Regions from separate parts of the Homo sapiens genome. Here region 1 is linked to region 2. The links are chromatin loops, found by intact Hi-C in ENCODE. Cell type or tissue: B cell. All regions are shown on one strand. Each heading gives the region's core, and the rest is flanking DNA. Links, peaks and the distances in the headings are about the cores only. Region 1 holds the start of CR2 (complement C3d receptor 2). Region 2 overlaps CD55 (CD55 molecule (Cromer blood group)).

What was found. Peaks named below come from ENCODE experiments on the same cell type or tissue, not always from the same donor. Only the 100,000 strongest peaks of a DNase experiment are listed, where the experiment ranks them.
Region 1: it touches region 2 in a loop (18-fold over the local background); 5 of 110 quality-filtered maps call a loop at or near these places.

Annotation. Positions count from the first base shown.
Region 1 is chr1:207,449,749-207,458,179 of GRCh38, reverse strand. It overlaps CR2 (complement C3d receptor 2), which reads right to left and starts at 3,852. Exons shown (of 20, transcript NM_001006658.3): 1 at 3,704-3,852. The coding sequence starts at 3,761. RefSeq lists silencers at 3,294-3,403, 3,784-4,013. In B cell, for the core only: a CTCF peak has its summit at 3,510; DNase peaks (open chromatin) are centred at 2,929, 3,449 and 3,929; H3K4me3 peaks cover 1,901 bases; H3K27ac peaks cover 1,894 bases.
Region 2 is chr1:207,334,540-207,337,039 of GRCh38, reverse strand. It overlaps CD55 (CD55 molecule (Cromer blood group)), which reads right to left. Exons shown (of 10, transcript NM_000574.5): 7 at 222-347. Among named protein-coding and RNA genes, the nearest start is that of CD55, 14 kb to the right of the region's middle. RefSeq lists enhancers at 409-488, 529-588, 979-1,048, 1,099-1,148, 1,159-1,338. In B cell, for the core only: a CTCF peak has its summit at 1,038; a DNase peak (open chromatin) is centred at 979; H3K4me3 peaks cover 1,742 bases; H3K27ac peaks cover 2,500 bases.

The DNA of each region.
Region 1 (8,431 bases), core at 2,450-4,949, 120 kb before region 2:
TCCTGACTTCTAGACTTCTGACTTGGGCTACACAATTGATAGAATTACCCTGTTCTGAGGATGGAAAGCCTGAAAAAGGAGTGTGTGTGTGTGTGTGTGTGTGTGTGTGTGTGTGTGTGTTGTGGCCTTGAGGTAGGGAATTGTGTTCAGAATCATTTCCATTCAGACTTGGTATATCTAACACACTAGGCATCCACATCAAGATGCCAAGTAGGCAGTTTGCAGCTCAGGAGAGAGGACAGAACTATAGATAATAAATATGAGTCATCAACATATAAATAGTATTCAAAGCCATGAGACAAGATGAGTTGAGGTTTTTTAGGAAGAAGAAATGAAGAAAGAAGAGGCTCAGGGCTGAGCCCCAAGACCCTCTAATATTTAGAGATAGAACAAAAAAGACTAAGAGACAACAGGGAAGTATGGAAAAAACAGGTAAGAGTGTCTTGGTTTGGAAGATGAGAATGATAATGGTTTCAAGGTAAAGGAAGTCATCAGTTTTTGCTGAAAGACTGAGAAAGATTAACATAGAAAAATGACCATTGGATTTATCAGCATAAGGGTCAGTAGCGACATTGCAAGAAACAGCTTCAGGAGACTGTGGGGAAGAAGCCTGTCTGAAGTGGAGAAGGAGATAACGAAATTTGAGTAAGTAGTCAATGAAAAGTTTTGCTGAGAAGAACAAGAAGAGGGACAGGAAAATGGAGTTCCAGTGGGTCATGAGAAGGTCCATAAAGGATTTCCTGGGGTATACTTAAATGCTGGTGGGGATGATCATACAGAAAGAGGTACATTGATGATGCAAGGTAGGAGATATCTGCAGAAGTAAAGTCCTTGCAAAGGCAAGAGGGTATGGAACATGATCATGAATACAGGAAAAGGAGCTGAATTTGTCAGCAGAATGGATACTTCTTTCATTGTTATAGGAGGAAACATACCAAGATTTCAATTCATATTTATTGAATTCCAAATTACAGGCTATTGATAGGAACTCAAATCAGGAAATAAGGCAGATTAAGGTCTTGCACTCATGGAACTTGTATTCCAGTGAGGGAACAAACAACAAACAGGTACATAAATAAGGAAGAAGGTTTTAGATGGTGATAGGTGGTCTGTAGAAAATAGAACACAGTTTTGTATTGGAGAGTACCCTGGAATATGGATACTTCAGACAAGAGTCAGAGAAGCACAACAGAGGGCTGAGCCTTGAATGTCAAGGAGACAGGCAAAGAATAATTTGTAGGAAGAGCATTTCAAAAGAGAGAATACCTAGTGCAATTGTGCTCAAAGAATAAAGAGAAGGCCAGTGTGGCTGGGGCAGAGAGAGTGAGTGGGGTACAGAGAATTTCAGGGAGAGGCAGAAGGCCTCAGACTGGAGAATAAGGGGTATGGGTTTTATTCTAATGTGACGGGAAGGCCTCAGCAGGTTTTCTGCAGTGGAGAACAAAATCTGATTCTAGATGGAGGTAAGTTTGTAAGTTGGTAGGTTTGTAGCCGATTAGAAAATGGGAGCATTCTTGTTTCATGGTTTTGTTTTCTCAGCATAGGATAAAGTTAGGTGGCCACTGAAGGCTTGAGTAAAATCTAGAAGTGTAGGAAATTTGAAACTGTTTATGCAAATAGACAAAAGGAAAAATAGGAAAACACTAAAAAGGAAATTTGCTTCCATTGACTTTGCTTATAGCAGTGTGCCCTATAGATACTTGTTGCAGAATCTTCTAGAGTGATTGTTAAACCTCAGCTTTCCTGTGCTAACTCCAAACCTATGAACCTCTGGAGGGGGAGGTGGAACCAGGAACCTACATTTTATAAAGGTACTTTAGTATTTTATTAAGCACACTCAAGTGCAGGAACTGGCCAAGAGATGATGTGTGGAGAGCATGCAGTAGCAGTAAAAGTTAGCAGTGGAGAGTGGGCAAAGCATGAGCCATGGGAGACAGGTGGGGAAGACCATGAGCAGCGCATACAAGACAGGCAGCTGGAGAAATCAGGGGGTGTGAGCTTCGGTGAGATCCCATTCCAAAGGGCTAGAAAGGCTGAAGACACCAGATTTTCTTCCACTGGAGGCCTTTTAGATTTTTGAACAATGGAGTGAAATAATGAAAATATATATATTTCTTAATTTTTTGTTTTCATAATTGGAAAGTGACCTATAGGTCACTCTTTAACCTTTCCAATCATAAGAACCAAAATCTCTTAAAAGAGATGAGGTTGTTACACAGGTAATTATAATGCTTAGGATGGGAATACTGGTACAAAAATGAGAAATGGACAAACAACAGAAGCACAGTAGCTTGAATGGCTGATAGGTAGACCTGGTATTTCATGGGGCTCCAGTTAAGTGACCTACATGATGCTGCTGCTGTGGCCCTGAATTGGCAGGACTGGTGAAGAATTTGATTTTCAGTTGATAATATCCTCTTTGAAATTTAGAAATAGGTGAGAAGTCAGGGACGTACTCTGCTCTTAGAAAAAGTGTGAATATACATTTGTTCAAAGGGAGTTAATATGCAGAAAAAGAAAAGAGATGAAGATAATGGTCTGGAGAAAGGTTTAAGGGTCAGGAGACAGTAAAATGTCAGGAAAGCAAAAAGTTGTAATAAACTAATATGTGCTGTATTCCAGACACCTCAATAAGCTGGATGTCCATAGAAACAATTGGACACCCAGCTTGTTAGCTTAAATGCTGGCTCCATAAAATCAAGTCTGTACAGGAGGCTTATTACTGATATTTAGTAGTAACGACTAACATCCAACTTTCTTTGCTTAGTTTCATCTGTGCTCAGGGCAGCTCAGTGAGGTGGAAGGCCAGTTAATCACTAGTTTCATTTTACAGATGAAGAAACTGAAGATCAGGGAGCTAAATGACTTGCCAAAAGTCACCCAGTTATTGAGGTCTGCACACAGTAAACGTCTTATAAACTAGGAATGCACGGTACCGTGGAGATAATTAGAAACTTAGACCCATCCTGTAGCCAAGAGACGCTAATCTTAATTATAATCTTTCTTTAAAATCAAGCCAATCTGGAGGAAAAAAAGATATAATAAACGGTGAATGAGACCTTTGCGGACGTCCACACCATTACAGTAGGTTAATAACAAGAAGAAAACAATAGTTTTAATCCATGTCTCAAAAATAACTACGGATGGTTAATGTTTAGGATCTCTACCAATATCACATTAGAGTTCAGAAAATCTGAGACCCATGCTTGGGAACCAGGTCTTACTCTTATTTAGGGAAGGGAGCCGAGGTTCTGCCGCTTTTGCTGGGCAAGAGCGCGGTTCGGGTGTACAGAAACAGCCTCACGTGGCTAGCTGGTGCCTCATGCAGTGGGTAGGTTTCCCGTGGCGAGCGGTAGCGCTGACCGCCGGCCAGAGAGCGATGAGCACCTGCAGAATCCTGGGGGCGGGGAGCCCGGCAGGAGACCGCGAGCACCCGCACGCCGCCAGCCACACCGGGCCGACCAGACAGCGCCCCTCTGTGGCGCAGCCTCCAATTCTGGAGGTCCCAGCTCCCGGAGGGGCCAGTGGGGACAATCAGGACCAGGCGGTTTATTGCAGTGGTCCCTCAAAGCTAGCGGGAGGCGGACACGCGTCGAGCACTGCCCCCACCGTCTCGCTTTTGGCCCCCTGCTTTGCATCGCGGCACAGAAACTTTCCCTGCCCGGGACGCGTCCCCACCTCCGTGCTCCCCCTCCCAGCTCACCGAGGACCCCCGGTGCGACGAGAGCCAAGAAAACCCCGAGCAGGCCCGCGGCGCCCATGCCACGGCCGAAGCCCCCGCGGCGGGATGCGTTCCGAGACCCGCGAGCGTCCGGCAGCTCTGGGAGGGCAAGGCTGGAGCAGCAAGCAGCTGTGAGCCAGGAGAGGCGGGCCCTTAAATAGTGTCCGGCACACGTGCTAGTTCTGAGCGCACACCTGCAGGCGGCCTGGGGGCTGACGCGGCGCCGGTGAGGGTGGGACAAGCGGGAGGGACGGCCCGGCACGAGGTGGGCGGGGAGCTCTGAGCCACTCTTTGGCTCAGACTCACCCCTCGTTGCGGTGGCTTCCCCACTTTTTTGACCACGCAACCCACTACACTCACTTGTTTCTCTTACTAGAACTTAAACAAAACTTTCACAAGTTAGTACTCACCCTTAGTAATCTACAATGTTCGTCCTCTGTGCCATGCTGTGTTATGCTAGACTAGGCTAGGCTATCCTATTCTTATTAGAAATCCACCAAACTCATTTCAAAACCTATTAGTGGATTCATCTCCCAGTTTGAAAAAGCAGTGTAAGTTTACTTAGGGAATTTAGGAACAGCAGCCACTTCTGCTCTGTTCTTTATTTTGAAGTAATCTCTACAGAAAAGTTTCAAGAGTACTGCAGAGAATTCCCATATACTTGTCACCCAGATTCTCTGCATGTTAACATTTTGCTGTATTTTCTTTACCATTCTCTATTCTTTCTCTATAGACATATATGTACATATATGTGATTATATAATTATAATTATATAATTATTACTTTGGAACCATCTAGCATTTATTCCTATTCTAAATGGTTCACTAAGGACTTTCTGTTCCATAACTAGAGTGCAATGATCAAAAATAAGAACTTAACATTGACACAAGACTATAAGCTACCATCTGTATTTAAATTTTGACAATCATCTCAATAACCTGTGTTATGGTAAAAACAATAACAACAATAGAAACCAACCTTTGTTTTTCCTGGTCCAGAATCATTTCAGGATCATGTATTGTGTTTGATCATTATGCCTTCCCCCCACCCCCAGTTCTTTATTCTGGAAAAATGTCCTCAGCATTTTTGGTATTGCATGACCTTTACATTTTTGACGAATACACCACAATTATTTTTGGAGAATGACTTTTAAGTCCGTTATCTATTATAATAACAAATTACCCTGAAGGTAGTGGTGTAAAGCAAGAATAAACATTTATGATCTCACAGTTTCTGTGGGTCGGTCAGGTGGTTCTGGCTTGGGATCGCTCAGGAGATTGCAGTTAAGACACCAGCTGGAGGTGCAGTCATCTGAAGGGTTAACTGGGATAGGCGAATCCACATCTAAGATGGCTCACTTACCAGCCTTTGGCTGGAAGCTTCATTCTTCACCACGTGGATTTTGCCATAGGGCTCGCTGCTTGTGTGTTGAGTGTCCTCGTGACATGCCAGCTAGCGTCTCTGAGAACAAGAAAGAAGAAGCCATAATGTCCTTTGTGACCTGTCCTCAGAAATCACAATATGTTAACTCCAGAATATCCAATTGATTGTACAGATCAGCCCTTTTCAGTGTAGGAGGGCAGTATACGTGGATGGTAATGTCAGGAGACAGGATCACACCCCACAATTTGGATTTGTCTATCATTTCTTCATGATAGATTCAGGTTATTGAATCTAATTATTTGACAGGAATACCAGAAAGGATGTCTTATCCTTACGGGGAGGCATATGTTGTCTATTTGTCCTATTACTGGTGGTGGTAACTTTGATCACTTAGTTAAGATGGTGCCTGCCATGTTTCTTAGTGTAGACTCAGTATTTTTCCCTTTGTAATTAATAAGTATTTTATAGGGAGATACTTTAAAACTATGTAAATTCCTCATTTTTTCATCAAATTTTTACCCACAAATTTTAGCGTCTATTGATGATCCTTTCTTGAATCAATTTTTACTATGATGGTTGTCAAAGGGTGTTTTTTCCTAATTTAATAATTACTTCTATATTCATCTGTTGGCATTTTACTGTAAATAAAAGTTTTCCCTTCTCTATTTATTTATTCATTTATCTATATCAGCATAAACTATATCAATATGAATTTTATTTATTTACTCAATGGGTCATAATTCATGGCTACCATTATTTATTTTGATGCTTAAATTCTCCCTGATCGGGCCAGTGGGAGCCCTCAAAATAGTTCCTATGTCATTTTGACTTGTTCTTATTGTTCTTTGAGCACTTCCTTACTTTCTGGCACACACACAAAAAAAAATGCTCCAGACTCACCTCTAGACCTGACACTGGAATTTGCTGTTTCTCCAAGGAATGCTGGTTCTTTCTGGCAGAGAATGGCATTTAGATGCCAGAATTGGATGCTAAGTGTGTTCATTTTTATTGGAGTATCATTGTTTCCGCACCCTCTCAGCAGACAGAGCAAGGATATGTATTATATATATATATGTATATCCATTCCCATATCTATATTTATATATGTCATGAATTCACAGTGATTCTTCCAATTTCAGTCCGTTAGCATAGAGTTCATTCTGTCCTTCCCTCTTTCTGCATGTGTAACTCCCTTCTTCAACAGTGAGACACCTAGATCCACAATATATTTACTTATTTGCTTAATCCTAGAATACACAGAAAGAAGTTTAAAATTGCTATTTCTATACTATGATGGAAATCAAATCTACTCGTTTTTAAAGTTTTATTTTGTTTATAGCCCGAAAATATAAAAACAGCATTGTTGTGTTCCAAAGTTACTCAGATTATTCCCCCTCTTCAGTGTGATTGTTATTCATTCAAAATACTGTTAATTTGTTTCTCTTTGTATTCTATTTTAGTTTCCCCTCAATCTTTTTGATTTTTTTTTGCTTAAATAAAACATTAACGTAGTCCCAAATGTCAGATTGATATAAAAAGACACAATAAAAGGGAAATGTCACTTCTCTCCATCACCTCTATCCTCTCCACCATAGGTACTCAATTTCAGTAGTTTCTGGTTTGTCCTTAGTTTTGCTCAAATGAGCTGCTACACATTTGTCTTCTTAGTTCTCCTTTTTTATTACATTTTAAAAGCATGCTATAGGTATTCTTTTGCACATTTCTTTTTTAACTTAACAAATATGCTGGAATCCACTATTTCCTACAAATTCAAATATTCCTCATTCATTTTTACAGTTGCATGCAATACTTCACTGTGTGGATATGCCATAGTTTATTCAACCATCTCCCTATGTATGGACAGTTTGGTTGTTTTTAATGCTCTAAAGAGTAACTTTGTGAATATTTATTTTTCTGCTGTTAGAAGCATGTCTTCAGTTCAAATTCCTAGAAGTGGGATTGCTGGGTCAAATGGTAAACACATATGTAGGTTTGTTAGATATTGCCAAATTTCCTTAATAAGAGTTGTACCACATATATTCCTACAAAACTGTGTGAGAGCACCTCATTAATCTAATGTGCTGTCATCATGGTTTTAAATTTTAGTCAGTCTAATAAATGAGACATTTTATCTCAGTGTAGCTTTAATTTGCATTCCCTATGAGTAACGCTGAACATTTATAAAATATATTTTTATCATGTATATTTGCCTTTTCCTCTCTCAATGTTTGAGACTTATTTATATATATTAGGATTGTTATTCTGGATGTGTTTTGCAAATGTTTCCTCCCAGTTTGTCAGTTGTCTTTTGACTTTGTTTATGGCATCGTTTTGCCTTGTAAGCATTGTCTGTTTTAATGCAGTCAAGTTGATAAATCTTTTCTTTTATTGCATCTGGATTAGGAGCCATGGTTTTAAAAACCATTCTCCAGGTTACACAATAATTCATCCATGTTTTCTTCTTGCACGTGTATTGTTTCATTTATTTTACAGTTAGATTCATGATTCTTTTCATGCTTATTCTTGTCTGCCCTCATAAATTTCCCAAATATATTTTTATTAATAAACACTTCTCAGCAACACAAAAACTCAACTCCTCTGTAGATGAGTGTGTTGGTGTCTAGTATCTTGCAGTGATCCTGTTTACATGTTTGTCAGGAAAAAAGAAATCACTGCCTTCTGCTCCAAACCCTCCAATAATTTCCTATCTCATTCAAAGTAGAAGGCAATGTCATAACTATGATCCATTCAGTCCAATGTGATCTGCTTTCCTTTAACTTCTCTGAGTTCATCTTTGACCCTTTTCTCCTTCTTTTCTCCCTCTGGCCACAATGGCCTTTGCTGCTCTAGTATTCTTTGCACTCTGACTGGGGTCCTTTGCCCTCGGAGGGTCTTGTTTGCTCTGTCCAGATTGTTTTTCTCCTGAATAGCCCCAGTGGCCAGCTCCCTCATTTCATTCTAGTCTTTACTCGAAGATACCTTCTCAGTGAGATCTTTCCTAGATATCCTCTTACACTTTTACCTCCCTTTCCATTCATATCCCCTTCTTTGGTCTATTTTTCTTCTCTTACTACTTAGCTCCATTGAACACATTATATATTTTACAATGACCTCATTTGTGTTTGTCTCTCTTACAATGTAAGATCCATGAAGGAAATATTTTGTTTTTTTGTCTGTCTGTTTCTCTATGTTCGAGCCCCCTAGTTCCATGAATATTGCCTGATCCATGGTAGACACTTCATAGAAATTTTTTGAATGAATAAATACACAAATCTCATGAGAAAATGGGGATTCTGCACAGAGTTTTCATCCTGTAATATGCTTAA
Region 2 (2,500 bases), core at 1-2,500:
TGGTAGGGTTCCTGTAGCTGAAACATTTACTATGGTGTGTCTTTGAGGTGTTGATGAGACTCCTGTAGCTGGAACATTTATTGTGGTGGGTTTCTAAGGTGTTGGTGTGACTATTGTAGCTGGGACATTTACTGTGGTGGGTTTCTGAGGAGTTGGTGGGGTTCTTGTAGCTGAAACATTTTCTGTGGTGTGTTTTTGAAGAACTGATGGAGTCTCTGTACCTTGAGCATTTGGTGTGGTGGTTTTTGTGGTGGTTTTCTGAGAAGTTGGTGAGACTTCTGTAGTTGGAACATTTACTGTGGTAGGTTTCTGAACTGTTGGTGGGACCTTGGAAGTTAGAGATTTTCCTGTGAAAGAAAAGGTTGAGAAACAAGTTAGCTAAATATTGCTGGCCACATTAACATTCTTAGCCATTGCTTGCTCTGTGGCTATCCTTTCTCTCTCCCCACAAACACCTAGGTATGACTTTCAGGAAACCAACTCTTATTGAGTATTTCTCAAGGAGCTGAAGTTCTAAGTTGCGTTTGCTTTGATATAAATTATACCTATGGGTAACTAAAGAAGACTTATACCAAAGTATACTGAGGTGCTTAAGCTGCTTCTTGTGAAATAAACAAATCAAAGAGTCACTAGTGATCTTATTCTGTGGCACATCTCTATTTTGTCTCCCAAATTATCTTTTGTGCTAATACTAAAGAACAACAGGATGTTGTTCTAGAACAACTAAGCCAACAGAGACAGTCACAGCCTTTTCTATCACTTAACCTTAATGAGCCTGAGAATTTGTTTTGTTTCACGTCTTGTTTAAAGTGATACTCGAGTCTGAGTAAAAATAACTCCTTTTAATTCTCTTGTGCTGGTTACCAACTTTCCATACACCAGTTCCTCTTTAGATTTCAGACTAGATAACAAGTCAGGTGAAACTTTCATTAAGAACATATTCTGAAAAGCATAAATCTAACAGCAGAGCAACTTTTTCAGTCTTCAGAGCCCAACTGCCATTGGGTCACTTATACAAAGTCCCCTGTTGAGGCAGTATTGGGTAGTGCCGAAGCCTGATTTCACCACGTATTAGTGAGCTCTAGCAAGTCCCTAACCCTTCTAAGCTATAGTTTCCTCATCTGTAAAATGAGGATAAAAGCAGAACAGATTGAGTAATTATTATTGAGGAAGGATTAAGGGAAATAATTGAGTAAGCTATTTCACAGTGTCTGTCCCTGAAGCAAGAGATTACATCATCCAGGATGACTGTTGCCAGCCCCATCACACACGGGATGCCCTAGGAACTCAGATGGTATCGGTCATTTTTTTCTGCCTCCTAACCTATCTCACAGGCTGCTATAAGGGATAAATTGAGTAAAACGCCTAGCAGGTAACAGCATTTAGCAGGCACTCAAACAATGATAATCATTATTAAGATAAGTAAAGTTTTTTTATGAACTTTTCATTCTAAGACCCTCCTATATAAAAACTATTCTAAATTATTCTTTGTTCTATCAAGTTAGTTCTCAGTTTTGATCCAGAGAATGTATATACTACCTTAGAGTTTAAATTTCCTAGAAGTTAATTTTTTAGTTATCTTTTCGTTACTGACATCTAGTTTAATTCCACTGTGGCTAGAAGGTATGCTCTGAATAACTTCAATCTTTTGCAATGTATTGTAGCTTAGAGCCCAGCAAAGGGTCAATTTTGGTAAATAGCCCATGCGCACTTGAAAAAACATACCTGTCATCGGTCCTAATAGATTCAATGGTCTCATATGTATATATGTTTAATTGTTGCTCAGATCTTTAGTCTCACTGATTTTTGGTTGCTTGTCCTATTAGCTATTGAGATAGGTGTGGAATTTTCTAACTATGAGTGTGTATTTGTCTATTTTTTCTGTCCATTTTTGCTACATATAGATTGAAGCTATTTTATCAAGTACATATAGATTCCAGATTATGATATATTACTGTTGAGTTGGCCTCCTTATCATTATGAACTGTTTCATCTTAAAATATACATTGATATTAATGTAACTGTGTCAGCTTATTTTGAAGGGTTAATATTTGCATGGTATATTTTTCCATCCTTTACTTTCAACTATTCTGTGTTCTTGTAATTAAACTGTGTCTCTTGTAAATAGTAAAGAACTAGGTTCTTTTTAAAATCTTTTTAAGTCTGACAATCTTGGTCAAATTGCACTTAACATAATTACTGACATACTTGGGTTTATATCAACAACCTTATTAGTTTTCTATTTCTCCCATCTATTCTGTGTTCCTTTCTGCTTCTCTCTCTCTCGTTCTCTTTTGGATTAAATATCCATTATTATTCTTTTATTAGCTTGTGATTTATGTATTCTTCTGTCATTCATTTGTAGCAACCCTAGAGATCACAATATTTATTAGACTATAAGTCAATTATGCAAACTATCACTTTTACCACCTTTTCAGTACTGCTAGAACTGTGTAACCTTTAAATGAATTTACCTCTTTCTGCCTTTCGCATTGTTATT